2 separate regions of the Homo sapiens genome follow, and region 2 is linked to region 1. The links are chromatin loops, found by intact Hi-C in ENCODE. Cell type or tissue: CD4-positive, alpha-beta T cell. All regions are shown on one strand.

Region 1 (8,000 bases):
TCCCCTGCCCCCCATCTCTCTGCTGTCTGGGGCAGAATTCCTCGGAGGGATAGCTGGAGACACAAGCAGCCCCAGTGGGTGATGACGGACACACCCCCAAAGACTCATTCCTTGTACATCACTTTTGGGGATGAATAAAGACGGCCGATTGGGGTGTGTGAGGAGGGTGTCAGTGAGCTCTTCCTGGAGAGCTGGGTTCAAGCTGAATGGGGCTTTCTTAGACAGGCATTGATGATCAACCATAAAACTGTGGCTCACACAGGTTTGGCCCTTTCAGGGTGCCAGACCCTGGGCTGAATGCTTCACATGCCCCACAACTGCCCTAGGAGTTGAGTACTCTATCACCATCCCTGTCTTGTAGATCAGGAAGCTGAGAGTGAGAGGGTGTGATTTGCCCGTGGTTTTGGAGCTCAGAGAGAGGAAAATCCTGAGCTCAGAGAGACTCAGTCCTCGCAGCAGCTCTGAGAGAGGAACTGCTCGCCCCATTTCACAGACAAGGGCACTAAGGCCAGCAGAGGGGCGGCGGCCCGTCCTGGTCACCCAGGGCACCTCCAGCACTGCCCCTCCCATGGGGAATGGCTGCCGGCGTAGGTGCCCCTCACCTTGCAGCTCTGGGGTTAGCATCCAGGGCTGGAGGGCTCGGAAGAACCCAGTTCACCCAGCACATGGGATCAGGGCACAGCAGGAGCGGGAGGTGCAGGTGCAGGCAGCCCTGAAGGTGGTTTAGGAACTCAGGACTTGGTCCAGCCTGTGACAGGGGGTCATGCTTGGGTTTCAAGCCGGGGCAGCTCATGGTCATGTTTGGATTTGGGAGCTGCCTGGCGGTCCCATGGTGAGTGGATCAGAGGGAAAGAGACCCACGGCTGAGCAGGCAGGAGGAGGCTGCAGGTGGCCAGGGGGAGAGGGAAGGGGTGAGGACAGAGGGGTGAGCAGGGATCCCACAGACGTGACCAGCAGAGTCACTGGGGGGCTCCAGCCTTGGTGATCTGGGGGCTGGCAGGGGCTCCGTGTGGGACAGCATCTCCCTTCATCAGGGTCCGGCCCTGCAGCTACTGTGCACCTCCTCTCTCACCTCTGGATCCCTCCTGTTCTTTGTCCCCTGGCTGGAGGCAGGGGGCTGTGGGGCCACCAGCGAAACTGCAGTCCCCCTCCGTTGATCTGTGTCAAGGCAAGGATGGGGATCCTGGTGCCTCCACCACGGCACTCCCTCCCTCCTGCCGGCCCTCGCTGTGCCCGCGCTCGCCCAGACCCAGGCCTTCTGGGTCAAGGAGGGGAGGCTCCCCTTCTGCGCCCACTGACCGCTGCCCCTGTCGCCCCTGCCCCTGGACCGACAGCCCCTCCTGCCCCTTCTGCCGGCCGCCATCGCGGTGACTCAGCCTCGCAGCAGCCCTGAGAGAGGAACTACTCGCCCCATTTCACAGACAAGGGCACTAAGGCCGGCAGAGGGGCGGCGGCTCGTCCCGGTCACCCAGGGCACCTCCAGCACTGCCCCTCCCATGGGGAATGGCCGCTGGCGTGGGAAGGGCGCTACATACAGTGTCAGTATTACTTCTGAGCCGCTCAGAACTTTCTCGATGGCAGGACAGAGAGAATGCAAAGCAGCTCAAGTCAAAGAGCGCTTCGGGGCTCTAAAGCCAAGGGAAGAACCGTGCGAAGATGGCTTCCAGCAGCCCTTCCAGCAGGAAAGCCTCTGATTGGCCAAGAGAGGGTCACATGTCCATCTCTGAACCAATAAGAGCATTCAGATCAGGCCTTTGATTGGCAGGCCTGGGTCCCGCCCGGTTTATAAACAACTCAGAGAGGATGAGCCACCCTCCCAGATCACACAACATGGCTGTCCCTTGCTCTGCTCGTGTGTGTGTATGTGTGTGTGTGTGGTGTGGTGCGTGTGGTGCATGTGTGTGGTGTCTGTGTGTGTGGTATGTGCGTGGTCTGTGTCTGGTGTGTGTATGGTGTATATGTCTGTGTGTGGTGTGTGTGGTGTGTGTGTATGGTGTGTGTGTGTGTGGTGTGTGTGTGTGGTGTGTGTGGTGTGTGTGTGTGGTGTGCGTATGGTGTATGTGTCTGTGGTGTGTGTGTGGTGTGTGTGTCTGGTATTTGTGTGTGGTGTGTGTGTGGTGTATGTGTGGTGCGTATGGTGTATGAGTCTGTGTGTGTGGTTGTCTGTGTGGTGTGTGTGTGTTGTGTGTGTGTGTGGTGTGTGTATCTGTGTGGTGTGTGTCTGGTGTATATGTCTGTGTGTGTGGTGTGTGTGTGTGGTGTGTGAGTGGTGTGTGTCTGTGTCGTGTGTCTGTGTGGTGTGTGTGTATGTGTGGTGTGTGTCTGTGTGGTGTGTGTGGTATGTGTGTGTCTGTGTGTGATGTTTATGTGTGTGGTGTGTGTGTGGTGTATGGTGTGTCTGTGTGTGGGTGTGTCTGTGTGAGGTGTGTGTGTGTGGCGTGTGTCTGTCTGTGTGTGTGGTGTGTGTCTGGGCCCCCAAGCTCTGGCTCCTGTAAGGCCACCTTTCCTGCCCCCTCCTCCTCTGATCACATCGTCGGGTATGAGCCACAAGTCCCACCTGCTCTGCTGGACGGGACTTCCCTGGCCGGGGTGGGGCCTCGCTCATCTCTGAACCTCCTCTCCCAACCCACCCTCCAGGGCGCCTCCCAGCCCTGGGCCTCGCTTGCTGTGTGGATTCTGGGAGCCCTTGGGCTGGGAAGGACCTATGGTCCCCACCTCCAGGCACAGGCAGCTCGCCCCCTCCAGGGGCTCCCTGGGGTGGCTGGTTTGGGGGAAGTCGATCCGACCCTCCACCCCCTAAATCGGCCCGGCCTCGAGTCAGGGACGTCCCCCAGAGGCTCCGATGCCCCTTTCCAGCTGCGCGACTTGGAGCAGGTTCCGCATCCACGATAGCGAGGGGGTCCGGGCGCGGTGGCTCACGCCTGTAATTCCAGCACTTTGGGAGGTCAAGGTGGGCGGATCATCTGAGGCCAGGAGTTTGAGACCAGCCTGGCCAACATGGTGAAACCCTGTCTCTACTAAAAATACAAAATTAGTTGGGCGTGGTGGCAGGCGCCTGTAATCCCAGCTACTCGGGAGGCTGAGGCAGGACAATCGCTTGAACCCGGGAGGCGGAGGTTGCAGTGAGCCGAAATCGTGCCACTGCACTGCAGCCTGGGCAACAGAGCGAGACTCCGTCTCAAAAAAAGAAAAAAGAAGAAAGAAAAGAAAAAGAAAAGATAGCGAGGGGATCAAAGGGCTTTCTCCGGGCGCGGCGTGGTCTCAGGAGGACGCATGGAAGACGCGCACACGCGGCTCCCCTTCCTTCCCCCGGGGAGGGTGACATTTCCCAGCCAAGGCTGCCCTCGGGAAAGCAGCCAGGGAGCCCGAAGGCTGGATGCTGAGCGGGAGGAAGGGGCGCCTGCCTGTCCCTACCCACCGTCGCTTGCGTCCCCACGGGCACAGCTCGCAGCCTGGGCCTTGCGTCCTCCCTGACCAGGGCCCGCAGAGAAGGAAGTGCGAGAACAAAGGAAGGGTCCCCTGCCGGCCGCGCCCACGGCCTCCGCGCACGCACACGGCCGACGGACACAGCCCAGAGCGCGATCCTTCCACGCCGGGGCCCCCGCCCTAGCGGCCTCCCGGACCTCGGCTCCCTCGCACGCCCGCGCGGCTGGGAAGGCCCGAGGGTACGGGGGACCCGTTTCTGGAGCCTTCGCAGCCGAGGCCCAGCGGTGGCAGCTGCGGGGATCGGGAGTAGGGGGTGGGGCAGGGGGCCCGTCCGCCCCGGGTTCGCACCCCGTCCGGTGCCCGCGCGTCGCTCTCGGTCTTGGCCCAACGGGGTGTGAACCTGGGTGCCCTAAAAACACCTGGGATCTCCGCGGACCGACGGCGGTGGGAACGGCCACGGGGGACGCTGAAGCCCCGCGGGTCCCGGCTCCGCACCACCCTCGGCCTGGGCGACGGAAACCCAACTGCAGCCTCGCGGCGCCACCTACCGACCGGATTCCGTAGCTAGATTCCCGGCCCCGGGGCGCCCCGTGAGTCCCGCGGTGTACCCGGCTCCCTCTGGCTCCCGGTTCGTCTCTTCCTCCTCCGGGGGCTCCCACCCCAAGTCTCGACGCCGCCCTGCAGCAGACAGCCCGGCCCGGCTCAGGCCTCGGACTCGGTCCTCGTGGAAGGGGAAGGGGTGTTTAAGCTGCCCGGGTCCAGGCGGTATCTCCTGAGCCCGGGGAGCTGAGGCCCCGTCCCCCGCGCCACCACAGGGAGGGACCATTTCCACGTTTACAGAGGGGGAAACTGAGGCCGAGGACCGAGCCCTGACTGTTTTTATGTGGAATTGGGGCAGCTGAACCAGGCCTGCAACCTCTTTCCGCCCCTCTCCAGATCTCTGACCCTGCTCGTCTCCCAGCACCACCCACTCATCCCGAGAGCTCTGCCCCTCTCACTCCACCCAGCCCCCAGCTCTCCTCTGAACCCCCCAGCCACATCCTGCCATCTGTCCTCAGGGACTGCACCTGCCTGTTTAACTCTGTCCTGGATTCTTTGAAAAATCACACACCAGGGAAAGAGGCCCTTGGAGACCCAGCCTCCAACCCCACCGTAAACCCCAGAAACCAAGGCCCTCACCGCCCCACTGTCCTGGCCTGAGCTCTGCGAATTAACATGGTTGTCTGTCTAGACTGGATCCTTCAGTCACCGCCCACCACTGCCTACCGGGCCCAGCGGGGACGTGGCACTTAACACTTGTGCAGATGACAACAGTGAGGGCCCTGGAGCTCATGCTCTGGGCCAGCCGTGAGAATCTCTCCTGTGACCCTCAGCAAATCAGCCCTGTGGGGTGGCAGGACAGTCCTGTGTCCTTAACAACAGGGATGCATTCTGAGAAATGCATCAGCTGCGAAGAGCATAGAGTGGATTTACGCCAGCCGAGATGGTGCGGCCCCTACACACCTGGCTCTTGCCCCTGGGCTACACTCAGGTGCCGCCTGTCTTTGGACCGAATGCTGTAGGCAACCGTGGCACAGTGGGAAGTATTTGTGTATCTACACATAGAACCGGTACAGGAGAAATACGGCGTTGTGATCTTATGGGACCACTGTCGTACATGCAGTCCCTTGATGACCGAAGCGTCCTTCTCTGGCGCATGACTGCATTATTGTTCCCATGGTTCTACAGATGAAGCTGAGGCTCTGCGAGGTCAGGCCTGTCCGAGCTCACACGAAGCAGGTGAGTGGCAGAGCTGAGATTCCAGCCCTGACTCCAGCGTAATTACTTCTCCGCTCTGCCCAGGCCTCCTAGCCCAGTCCATGGCCAGCACCTGGATCCCCGGTTGGGCCGGGCATCAGCAATGGTGACGTGACCCACCCTGACATGGGGCGTGGCTACCCACTCACACATACATCATGTGAGTCACACTCACATGGGTCACATGGTGTGAGGTTCCAGCCCACATCTGGCCCTCAGAGTTCCCAAGTGTCAGATGCCTCTAGGCTGACCCTCCCATTTTATAGACTCAGTCCGCCGAGGCACAAGGCCTTGCTCGGAGTCGCACAGAGCAGCTATGGCCTAGGCTGCTCAATACAGCAGGTAAGACGAGAGCCCGGGTCCCAGGATCTTGGACCTAGCAGAGTTTCCAGGGCTGCAACTTTCACCCTGTAGGATGAGTAACAATTCCGCTGGATTTCCCAGTCCGGGGTGAGGGAGGAAGTGGAAGAGACAGACACTGACACAGAAAATGACAAACCCAGAGATTAGAGCTGAGCTGAAAGACTTGGCTGGGCCTTGGGGAAGCCCAGAGGAGAGATTAGAGGTGGGAGTAGTCAGTCAAGCAAGGATTCTCAAGGAAGTGATATCAAGCGGGCTTTGAAGGATGAGTAGGAGTTTGCCAGCGGAAAAATGTAGGGAGGGGCGTTTCAAGGGAAAGCATGGGGCTTAGAGGGAGCTTGGCTAGTTCCACCTATAACTTACTAGTTAAGTGTGGGCTTGTATGCCAGCCAGACCTGGGTTCAAGTCCCTGCCCTGCTGTGTGACCTCCAGGAAGTGTCTTAACCTTTCTGAGCCTTCTTTTCCTCATCTGTATAATGAGGCAACAAAGCTCTCCTTGATCATGGACAATTGTGGAGTTAGCATAGAGTGGGACACACAGGAGCCCACCAGGGAAGACTAAAGACCATTGGGAGGGGGTGGGCGAAGATAGGAGTGAAGGACGAAGTGGCTGGAGAGGTCACCAGAGGTCAGTTGGGCCTCGAGCGACACTGAGTGCCAAGCTAAGGAAGCTGGCTTCATTCTGAGGACAATGGGGAGCCATGGAAGGGGCTGGAGCTAAGGAGTGACCCACCTGATTTGTGTTTTAGAAAGTGCGCACCCGGCAAGGGCGAGGGCCTCCTTCAGAAAGATGGAGTCTGGGAACTGGAGCCCTGCCTGCCCTGGCCCTGCCCTGGCCCCTTTGTCCCCAGGCCTCCTCTTGCCCTCAGCACTGTGAGGATGAGAAGCTGCCCTGCCCTGAGGCTGAGGCTGAGCCAGGGCCAGAGTGGGTGGCCTGGTTCCACTGCCCCTGGCCCAGGACACCCAGGCCCCAGCACCTGCGCCCCCAGAGAAAAACCAGGGTCTCTGCTTTCCACACAGCCACCTTTTCCTCCCCACCCCCAACACTCCGAAGCCCCCATTACAGAGAAAAGACGGGCAGCAGCACCATAATTTTTGTTTCCCTCTAAATAGGCCTGCTCCCACAAAACCAATTAAAGCACCTGCCGGGACGGGGCTCTGTCAGCAAATTATTTCCAGGCTCTGCAGCCCGAGAATAAATCTCAGAAGGATGAAGTGGACCCGATGGCAGGGGGCTGGCAATGGGGGACCAGGCAGGCAAGATCGGGGGTCACTTTGGGTCCAGGCAGCCGCAGACAGGGTCTTCACGCTGGTCCCCAGACCCTAAGCCTGGATCCCTTCTGCTCCACCAAATCGTCAGTCTCTAAGGAGTGGCACCCTGGCTGTGATGGAAATGACTTCCAGGCCATGGATGGGGGAGTGGTGGCCTGGAGAACTCCACCTCTTTGTCCGCAGCGCCACCTTCTTTGCCAACTTTGACTGCCTTCTCACCATGCGGTGGGATGCAGGTGTGCCCAGCCTCAGTGGGGGGTCTGAAGGCCCAGGTGCCTAACTCTCTGTGGGGCCCTGAGCAAGGCCTTCGCTGCTCTGAGCCTTGGCGTTCCTATCTGTAAAATGGGGGTAGATGGGCCGAGTGCAGTGACTCACACTTGTAATCCTAGGACTTTGGGATGCCAAGGCTGGTGGATCACTTGAGGCCAGGAGATCAAGGCCAGCCTGGGCCACATGGCAAAACCCCGTCTCTACTAAAAATATAAAAATTAGCCAGGCATTGGCTGGGTGTGGTGGCTCATGCCTGTAATCCCAGCACTTTGGGAGGCCAAGACTGGAGAATCACTTGAGATCAGGAGTTCGAGACCAGCCTGACCAACATGGTGAAATCTCATCTCTACTAAAAGTACAAAAATTAGCCAGGTGTGGTAGCACACACCTATAATCCCAGCTACTTGGGAGGCTGAGGCACGAGAATCACTTGAATCTGGGAGGCGGAGGTTGCAGTGAGCCGAGATTGCGCCATTACACTCCAGCCTGGGAAACAAGAGCGAGACTCCATCTCAAAAAAAAAAAAAAAATTTAGCTGGGCGTTGCGGCATGCACCTGTAAATCCCAGCTACTTGGGAGGCTGAGGCATGAGAATCGCTTGAACCCAGGAGGTGGAGGTTGCAATGAGCTGAAATCACGCCACTGCACTCCAGCCTGGGCAACAGGGTGAGATTCCGTCTCAAAAATAAATCAATAATAAAATAAAATGGTGGGGAGGAGGTGGAGCTTGGCTGGCCCTCCCAGCTCCAGCTGCCTAGGAAGTCTCATAGGGCCTCCTGGTTAGCACCAAGGCTGGACCTCGTGGGATGCCCATGAACTCTCTCCTTGGGCAAAGGGTAAGGCCAGGGGTGGGTGGCCTACCAATTCGATGCAGC
Region 2 (8,000 bases), 1.1 Mb before region 1:
CAACCCTTTCCCGTCTGTTATTTCACAAGCCTCTGTCCATCCTGTCTGTTCTCTCCACTTTAAAGATGAGAAAACAGAGACACAGAGGGAGTAGGCAGCATGTCTGGGTCACACAGGGGAGGAGACAGGAGGCAGGAACTCACCTCGCGTCCCGAGGATGGTTTGGCCTGGGAAAGTTGTGCTCAACAGATGATGCTTCTCTGGTGTGGGAGCCCACAGTCTGCTGGATGTGAGGGCAGCCCTTCTCTCTATAAAAATACAATTTTTTAAACTGTTAGAACTAATAAACAAACAAAGTTGCAGGGTACAAAATCAATGCACAAGAATCAGTAGCATTTCTATATACTAACAACAAACTATCTGAAAAGAAATCAAGAGTCAATCCCATTTACAATAGAGAGCAAAAAAAGAAAATGCTTAGGAATAAGTTTAACCAAGGAGGTGAAAGACCTGCACACTGAAAACTATGAGACATTGATGAAAGAAATCAAAGGTTATTGTTTTAATAAGCCTTTTAATGCTACAGTCGGTTGTGTGATAATGCCTGCTTTGAAAACCAAATTTGCTCCGGCACAATTAATTAACTTATTCATTTGGGAAAATTTGAGCATTACTCGAATTTCCCATTTTCTTATGCATGATTTTGTCTACAAGAAACACTAGGAATATTTCATCCAGCTGAACTAGGTTGTAGGAATACACAAAACACATACTCCCCTCCAATTGCTACTATAGCTAACTCCATTCACCATGCATGTCAGCCACATCCATTCAGATCCCTTATTAGGTGCATCATATTACTCTAAAAGATGAGCAGCAATGAATATGTACACCTGGTGTTCTTTGTCACACCAACATTGGTCATTTCAGGTTTTTTTTTTTAATTTGCTGTTAACTGTTTAAAATATTTATTTTCTAGTCATTATGAGTCAAATCAACGTGTGTCACTGATGAAGTATTTGAGTGTCAGGCCCCTAATCTCATTTTTGCCCTGTGATTTCTTTTTTTTTTTTTTGAGATAGAGTTTCGCTCTTGTTGTTCAGGCTGGAATGCAATGGCACGATCTCGGCTCACTACAACCTCTGCTTCCCGGATTCAAGCGATTCTCCTGCCTCAGCCTCCCGAGTGGCTGGGAATATAGGCGTGCGCTACCACGCCCGGCTAATTTTGTATTTTCAGTAGTGATGGGGTTTCTCCATGTTGGTCAGGCTGGTCTCGAACTCCCGACCTCAGGTGATCCGCCTGCCTTGGCCTCCCAAAGTGCTGGGATTGCAGGTGTGAGCCACTGCGTCCAGCCTTGTGATGTGTGTTTGTTGCTAGTTTTTGTTGTTGTTGCTAGCGTGTGTTTTAAAAAATTAATTGACTTCATTTTTTAGAGCAGTTTTAGGTTTACAGAAAAATTGAATGGAAAACACAGAGTTCCCATATGCTTTGCTTCCCTTTTATTAATTAGCATCTTGCATTAGTGCTCTACATTTGTTACATTTGATAAGCCAATGTTGATACATTATTAACTAAAGTCCATAGTTTACATTAGAATTTACTCTGTGTTGCAATTCTATGGGTTTTGACAAGCTTATAATGACATGTATCCATCATGATAGTATCATAAAGAATTGTTTCACTTCCCTAAAAGCCCCCAGTGCTCCCCTATTAATCCTTTCCTTTCTTATCCCCTAACCCCAATCCTTGGCAACAATTGATCTTTTGCCTATCTCCACAGTTTAGTCATTTCTAGAATGACATATAGTTGAAATCCTACAGTATGTAACCTTTTTCACATTGGCTTCTCCCACTTAGCAATATACATAGAAGATTTCTCCCTGTCTTTTCATGATTTGATAGCTCATTTCTTTTTATTGCCCAATAATATCCCATTGTCTGGATATACCATATTTTATTTATCTGATCACCTACGCAAGAACATCTTTGTTTCTTCCAACTTTTGGCAATTACGAATCAAGCTGCTATAAATACCCACGTGCAGGTTTTTGTGTGAACAGGTTTTCAGCTCGTTTGGGTAAACAACAAGGAGTGTGATTGCTGGCTCATGTGGTAAGAGTATGTTTCGTTTTATAAGAAACTGCCAAACTGTCTTCCAAAGTGACTGTATAATTTTGTATTCCCACCAGCAATGAATGAGAGTTTCTGATGCTCTGCATCCTCGCCAGCATTTGATGTTGTCAGTGTTGTGTATTTTGGCCATTCTGATAGATGTGTAGTGGTGTCTTGTTTTAGTCGCAGTTTCCTAATGAGGTAGGTTCAGCCTCTTTTCATATGCTTGTTTACCATCTCTATACCTTATTTGGTCAGGTGTCTGTTCAGGTCTTTTGCCCATTTTTAAATTGGGCTGTTTGTTTTCTCATGTGTTGAGTTTTAAGAGTTTTTTTTGTGTATTTTGTATGCCAGTACTTTTTCAGATATAAGTTTTGCAAATGTTTTGTTGAAGTCTGGCTTGTCTTTTCATTCCCTAAACAGTGTCTTTTGCAGAGCAGAAGTTTTAAATTTTAATAAAGTACAACTTATCATTAAAAAAATACATTTTTTTGTATTTTTTTAGTAGAGACAGGGTTCCATCTTGTTGGCTAGGCTGGTCTCGAACTCCTGACCTCAAGTGATTTGGCCACTTTGGTCTCCCAAAGTGCTGGGATTACAGGTGTAAGCCACCTGCTCGGCTGTATTTTTTTAGTAGAGACAGGGTTTCTTTTTTTTTTTTTTTTTTTTTTGCTGTTTACTCATTCACCCATTTATTCATCCATTCGTCCATTCATCCATTCCTTGTCCTGTTCATGGGTCCGTCTCATCCCAGGTGAAGACTGGAGAGTGGATGGAGGTGACTGGGAGTGGAAAGGCAGGCTGCTATCCTGGAGGAGGGTAAGGCCCTCAGTCCTCATTGCTGCCAGGCTTCTGTCCCCAAGGACAGTGCCCCTAAGGACTCAGTGAGGTAACCCACAGAAGGGCTTAACAGAGTTTCTGCACTGTTAAGTGCATAGCAAGCATCAGCTAACAACACGAAGCATATAATTCACGAGAACAATACACTTCACAAAACGTTTCCCCCTCCAGGATCCCTTTAAATCCAAACAACAGTACTAATTCGAGAAGTGGCTGTGATTCTCCCTGTGTTCCAGATAAGGAAACTGAGGTCCTGGTCAGCAGAGGGAGTTGCCCACAGTTGTCACAGAGATTGCAGCAGTGGGGGGCAGGCAGCCGGGCTGGTGGGACTGGCTGGATAGCAGAGCTCTCCTGTCCCACCTGACCACCATTCAGCCTGTTCTCTCCTGACCCTGCCCCAGAACAAACTATCCTACCGTCCACCAGTGCCATTCCCCACTGTCTGAAATTTTTCTTCTTTTAATTTTGCTTGTTACTAGCAGAAATCACATGATTGGATTTCTTGCTTATTATCCATGTCTCACACAGAAGTGTCAGCTCCAAGAGGGCAGGAACTTTGTCTTTTGTGTTTACTGACAAATCCTCAATGCCCAGGCAGGTCCTCAGAAAACACTTGCAGAATTATTTGATCCTCTTCCAAGGGGACAAATGAAGCCTGGTGCCAGCTGTGATGCAGTGCCCCATACCAGCCAGCAGATGGCAGCAGAGAACAAGGCACCTGACCGGTGGAGCCCAGGTGAAGTGCGCAGGTTTGACCTTCAAGGTTGGCAAAAGAAGGGGAGCTTCTGGCTGTGTGTGTTGCGGGGGAGCGGGGGGGGGGGAGGGGAATGGGGGTTGGGGGTGGTGGTTGGGGGTGGTGGTGGTGGTTATGCATCTTTTTGCACCTTCTCCCCCTAACCACTGGCCAGGCCTAAGGATCCCAATCTGCTGGAAGGCAGCCTTTTCTAGTAAAATACAAAAACAGCTATCATTGATTAAGCACAAAATTAAGCCAAATACATTGTTTCATTCTCACAACAGCCCTATTATTAGCCTCATTCTGCAGACCGGAAACTGAGGCGCCATAACATGCCCCAGGTTACACAGCCAGTGAGGCACCAAGACTGGAAGGTGACCTGGGACCCATTCCTGTCACCACCATGAGATAGGGCCTCCAAGCTTCTGTTGCTCTATGGTGGACTTGGGGGGGCTGCCCAGGAGGAGGTGAGCTCCTCATTGCCGGAGATGTGCAAACTGTGCCTGGTAGGCGTCTGCTGGAGAGGATGTACGGGCACCCAGATGCCCAAAGCCACTCCTGGCCAGGCAGGACCCAGAGCAAAATGAAGTGTGGGAATGTCCGCTCCAGAATTACTAAGAATTTCAACACAATGACAGGAGAGTATTAAGCCAGGGGCAGGACCCTTCTGAGTTCCAGGGTCTGTGTGACCACACAGGTCCAATGCCCTCCAAGCCAGATCTTTTGGATCGGAGGAAGAAGTGTGAGGAATGGGTCTCAGGGTCATCTCAAGGTCAGTACCATGCTAGGGGCCTGAAGGGATGGGCCTTGTGAAGTCAATGGGATGGAGAAGACAAGGAGTGGACTCGAGTCCCCTCCAGTCCGAGTTAGGAAGCCCGTGGAGACGTCAGCAGTCCAGCTCTGCAGGAGTTCAGGGAAACGTCCCCTGCGCACATTTCTTCTCGTAAGACAGGGCTTGCATCCCCGCACCTTTTATCTTTCCCTGCTGCCTGTGATTTATCTCCACGTGAAGGGCTGGGGCGGCCTCGGAGGCAAAGGGCCCTTCTGATGGTCCATGAATCTTTCCTTTGCCGATCCTCTGGTCACTCTCTGCGCGGCCAGGCGGGCCCACCACTTCCTCTCTGCCAAGTGAGGATTAGGGAGTCATAAAACAAGGAAGCCAAACCCCTGGCCAGCAGAGCGCACACATGGGCCTCAGATGCCGGCAGAGACATGAGGGCTGCCGGGACTTGAGCCTCAGAGGAGGACTCCTTCTTTGGGGGCCGCTATTCCCAGGTCCCTGCTCCATGGGGGGACTCCCTGGCCAAGCCTGGGGTCAGAGCTGGTCAGGACCACTCCTAAGGGGAGAGAAGGTCCCAGCTGAAGCCAGAAGTGGTCCCGGCCCACACCAGGGGGAGAGGGGCTCCAGGCTGAACGGAGTGTGCGGGCGGCCCTCAGAACGGGGGAGCACCCGCCATGTGCCGGGCACCAAACGCATGTCATTCTCATTCCCCCCAGGGCTGCCATCCTGGGGCTCCTGGGGAGAAGCCCCTTGCCAAGGCCCAGAGCCAGGAAGTGGTGGGGGCTGGGATCTGAACACAGGTGAATAGACAACAAAGCTTTACACCAAAGAAAAATAGTAAAACCATTATATTGGAAAAACAGGTGATTTATTCCCTAAATGTTATCTTTTTTAAAATCCTATTATAGGCCGGGCGCGGTGGCTCATGCCTGTAATCCCAGCACTTTGGGAGGCCGAGGCGGGCGGATCATGAGGTGAGGAGATCGAGACCACCCTGGCTAATACGGTGAAACCCCGTCTCTACTAAAAATACAAAAAATTAGCCGGGCGTGGTGGTGGGCGCCTGTAGTGCCAGCTACTCGGGAGGCTGAGGCAGGAGAATGGCGTGAACCTGGGAGGCGGAGCTTGCAGTGAGGTGAGTTCGTGCTACTACACTCCAGCCTAGGTGACACAGCAAGACTCCTTCTCAAAAAAAAAAAAAAAAAAAAAAATCCTATTATAAAAAGCATGTGGTACAGAATTCAAAAGTGGTATAAAATAAGATAATAAGGCTTTGAAGTGTCTGTCTTCCTCTCTTTCGCTCCCCTGTTGTCCACAGGTCCCTGGCCCCTCCCAAGAAGCAACCACTGATACCGGGGACTTAGAGATTTCCAGAGAGAGTCTACAGGTTGCAAATACCTGCTATTTCTTTTTTTCTCTTCTATATAAATGGTAGCATTCCGTGGACAATACCTGCACCTTACTTTTTTTTTTTTTTTTTTTTTTGAGACGGAGTCTCTCTCGTCACCCAGGCTGGAGTGCAGTGGTGCCATCTAGGTTCACTGCAGCCTCTGTCTCCCAGGTTCAAGTGATTCTCCTGCCTTAGCCTCCCAAGTAGCTGGGATTACAAGCGAGAGCCACCACACCCGGCTAATTTTTGTAGTTTTTTCGTACAGACGGGGTTTCACCATGTTGGCTGGGCTGGTCTCGAACTCCTGACCTCAAGTGATCTGCGCCAGCCTCAGTCTTCCAAAGTGCTGGGATTACAGATGTGAGCTACCATGCCCGGCCTGCACCTTATTTCTTCTTCCTTTTTTTTTTTTTTTTTTTTTTTTGATGGAGTCTCCCTCTTGTGGCCCAGGCTGGAGTGCAATGGTGAAATCTCAGCTCACTGCAACCTCCGCCTCCCAGGTTCAAGCGATTCTCCTGCCTCAGCCTACTGAGTAGCTGGGATTACAGGTGCGCGCCAACACGCCCGGCTAATTTTTTTGTATTTTTAGTAGAGATGGGGTTTCACAATGTTGGTCAGGCTGGTCTTGAACTCTGGACCTTGTGATCTGCCCACCTCGGCTTCCCAAAGTGCTGGGATTACAGGCATGAGCCACCGTGCCTGGCCAATTTCTTTATCTTAATATATCCCGGGAACTTTTCCATGTCAGAACATAAAGGGCTGCCTCATTCTTTTAAAATTTTTATTTTATTTTATTTTTGTTTTTTAGAGACAAGGTCTTGCTCTTTTGCCCAGGCTGGAGAGCAGTGGTGCCGTCATAGCTCACTGCAGCCTCGACCTCCTGGGCTCAAGTGGTCCTCTCACCTCAGCCTCCTGATACCTCATTCTTTTCAATGGCTGTATTGTGTGCCACCATAGAGCTGGAGTGTATCAGTCAGCTATTGCTGGGTAACAATTCTAAAACTTAGTGGTTTCCAACTAACTATGCATCGTATCTTACGTGTCTATGGATTTGACTGATCTTGGCTGGGCTCACGCAGGCATGTGTGGTCAGCTGGCAGTTTGGCTGGGGACTGGCTGGTTGTGGGCAGCCTTAGCCGGGCACCTCGGCTTTCCTCCTTGTGTCCCCCACATCCTCCAGCAGGTTGCCTAGACATAGGCCCATGGTGAGATGGGCAAAGCGAGTGATCCTAGTGCAGCAGGGGCAAGTGGAGTTGGCTGGCAATGCCCAAACCTCTGTTTGTGTCACATCTGCAAACATCCTGTTGGTCAGAGAAAGCCACATAGTGGGGGAAGACTCAGGGTGGGAGGGGACCACACGGTTACTGGTCAAGTATGTGAAGCTATTAAATTTAGGCCATTAGAGTGACCTGTCTCCCATATGGAGCTTAATTCACCTAGACCCTCGCCACTGAGGACGGAGGCACCAAAGTGCCCAGGCTGCTGCACACTCCCTCCCGCCTGGGGGAGTAGCAGGCCTGACACGGGTGAAGCCAGGCACAAGGGGCTGGTCCAGGGAAGGGCCTCTGTGGTGTAGCCACTCCACCCCTACCTGGAGCAAGTTAGGGTTCAGGAGCATGCATGGTGCAGCCTGCCACCTCCCAGCTACAGGCAGTGGCTGTCATGCCCCTGGAGGCAGATGGGGGCCAGAGCGAACGACAAGGCCTCACTGCCAAGCCGAATGAACCCAGCTGGTTTTATAGCCCTATAGTATTCCAGGGCACCCCGCGGAAAAGGTCTTCCTCCCTCATTGCCCACTCTAAGGGGCAGTGCCCTGAGCTGGGCCCTGGAGGCCCAGACCAGTGGGAGAGACACAACCCAGCTATAGTCAAAAGTTTTGGGGGATTGAACGGCCGGGAGCAGTGGTTCATGCCTGTAATCCCAGCACTGTGGGAGGCCGAGGCGGGTGGATCACTTGAGGTCAGGAGTTCGAGACCAGCCTGGTCAACTGGTGAAACCCCATCTGTACTAAAAATACAAAAGAATTAGCCAGGCATGGTGGCACGTGCCGGTAATCCCAGCTACTCAGGAGGCTAAGGTAGGATCCCGGGAAGTGGAGGTTGTAGTGAGCCAGGATTGCACCACTGCACTCCAGCCTGGGTGACAGGAGTGAAACTCTGTCTCAAAAAAACAAAAACATTTTGAGGGATTGAAAAAGA

Evidence for each region. A loop is a pair of places that touch in the nucleus more often than their neighbours do. Peaks named below come from ENCODE experiments on the same cell type or tissue, not always from the same donor. Only the 100,000 strongest peaks of a DNase experiment are listed, where the experiment ranks them.
Region 2: it touches region 1 in a loop (11-fold over the local background); 4 of 110 quality-filtered maps call a loop at or near these places.

The regions. Positions count from the first base shown.
Region 1 is chr9:125,404,119-125,412,118 of GRCh38, reverse strand. It overlaps LOC101929014 (a long non-coding RNA gene), which reads right to left and starts at 1,658. Exons shown (of 5, transcript XR_007061776.1): 1 at 1,536-1,658; 2 at 1,073-1,158; 3 at 603-712; 4 at 1-53. RefSeq lists enhancers at 2,578-2,627, 3,830-4,424 and a silencer at 3,668-3,977. In CD4-positive, alpha-beta T cell, CTCF peaks have their summits at 3,769 and 3,969 (motif pointing left); DNase peaks (open chromatin) are centred at 1,738, 3,480 and 3,968; H3K4me3 peaks cover 1,546 bases; H3K27me3 peaks cover 765 bases.
Region 2 is chr9:126,553,817-126,561,816 of GRCh38, reverse strand. No RefSeq gene overlaps it. Among named protein-coding and RNA genes, the nearest start is that of LMX1B-DT, 56 kb to the left of the region's middle. RefSeq lists an enhancer at 4,355-4,931. In CD4-positive, alpha-beta T cell, CTCF peaks have their summits at 3,357 and 3,556 (motif pointing right); a DNase peak (open chromatin) is centred at 3,586; H3K27me3 peaks cover 733 bases.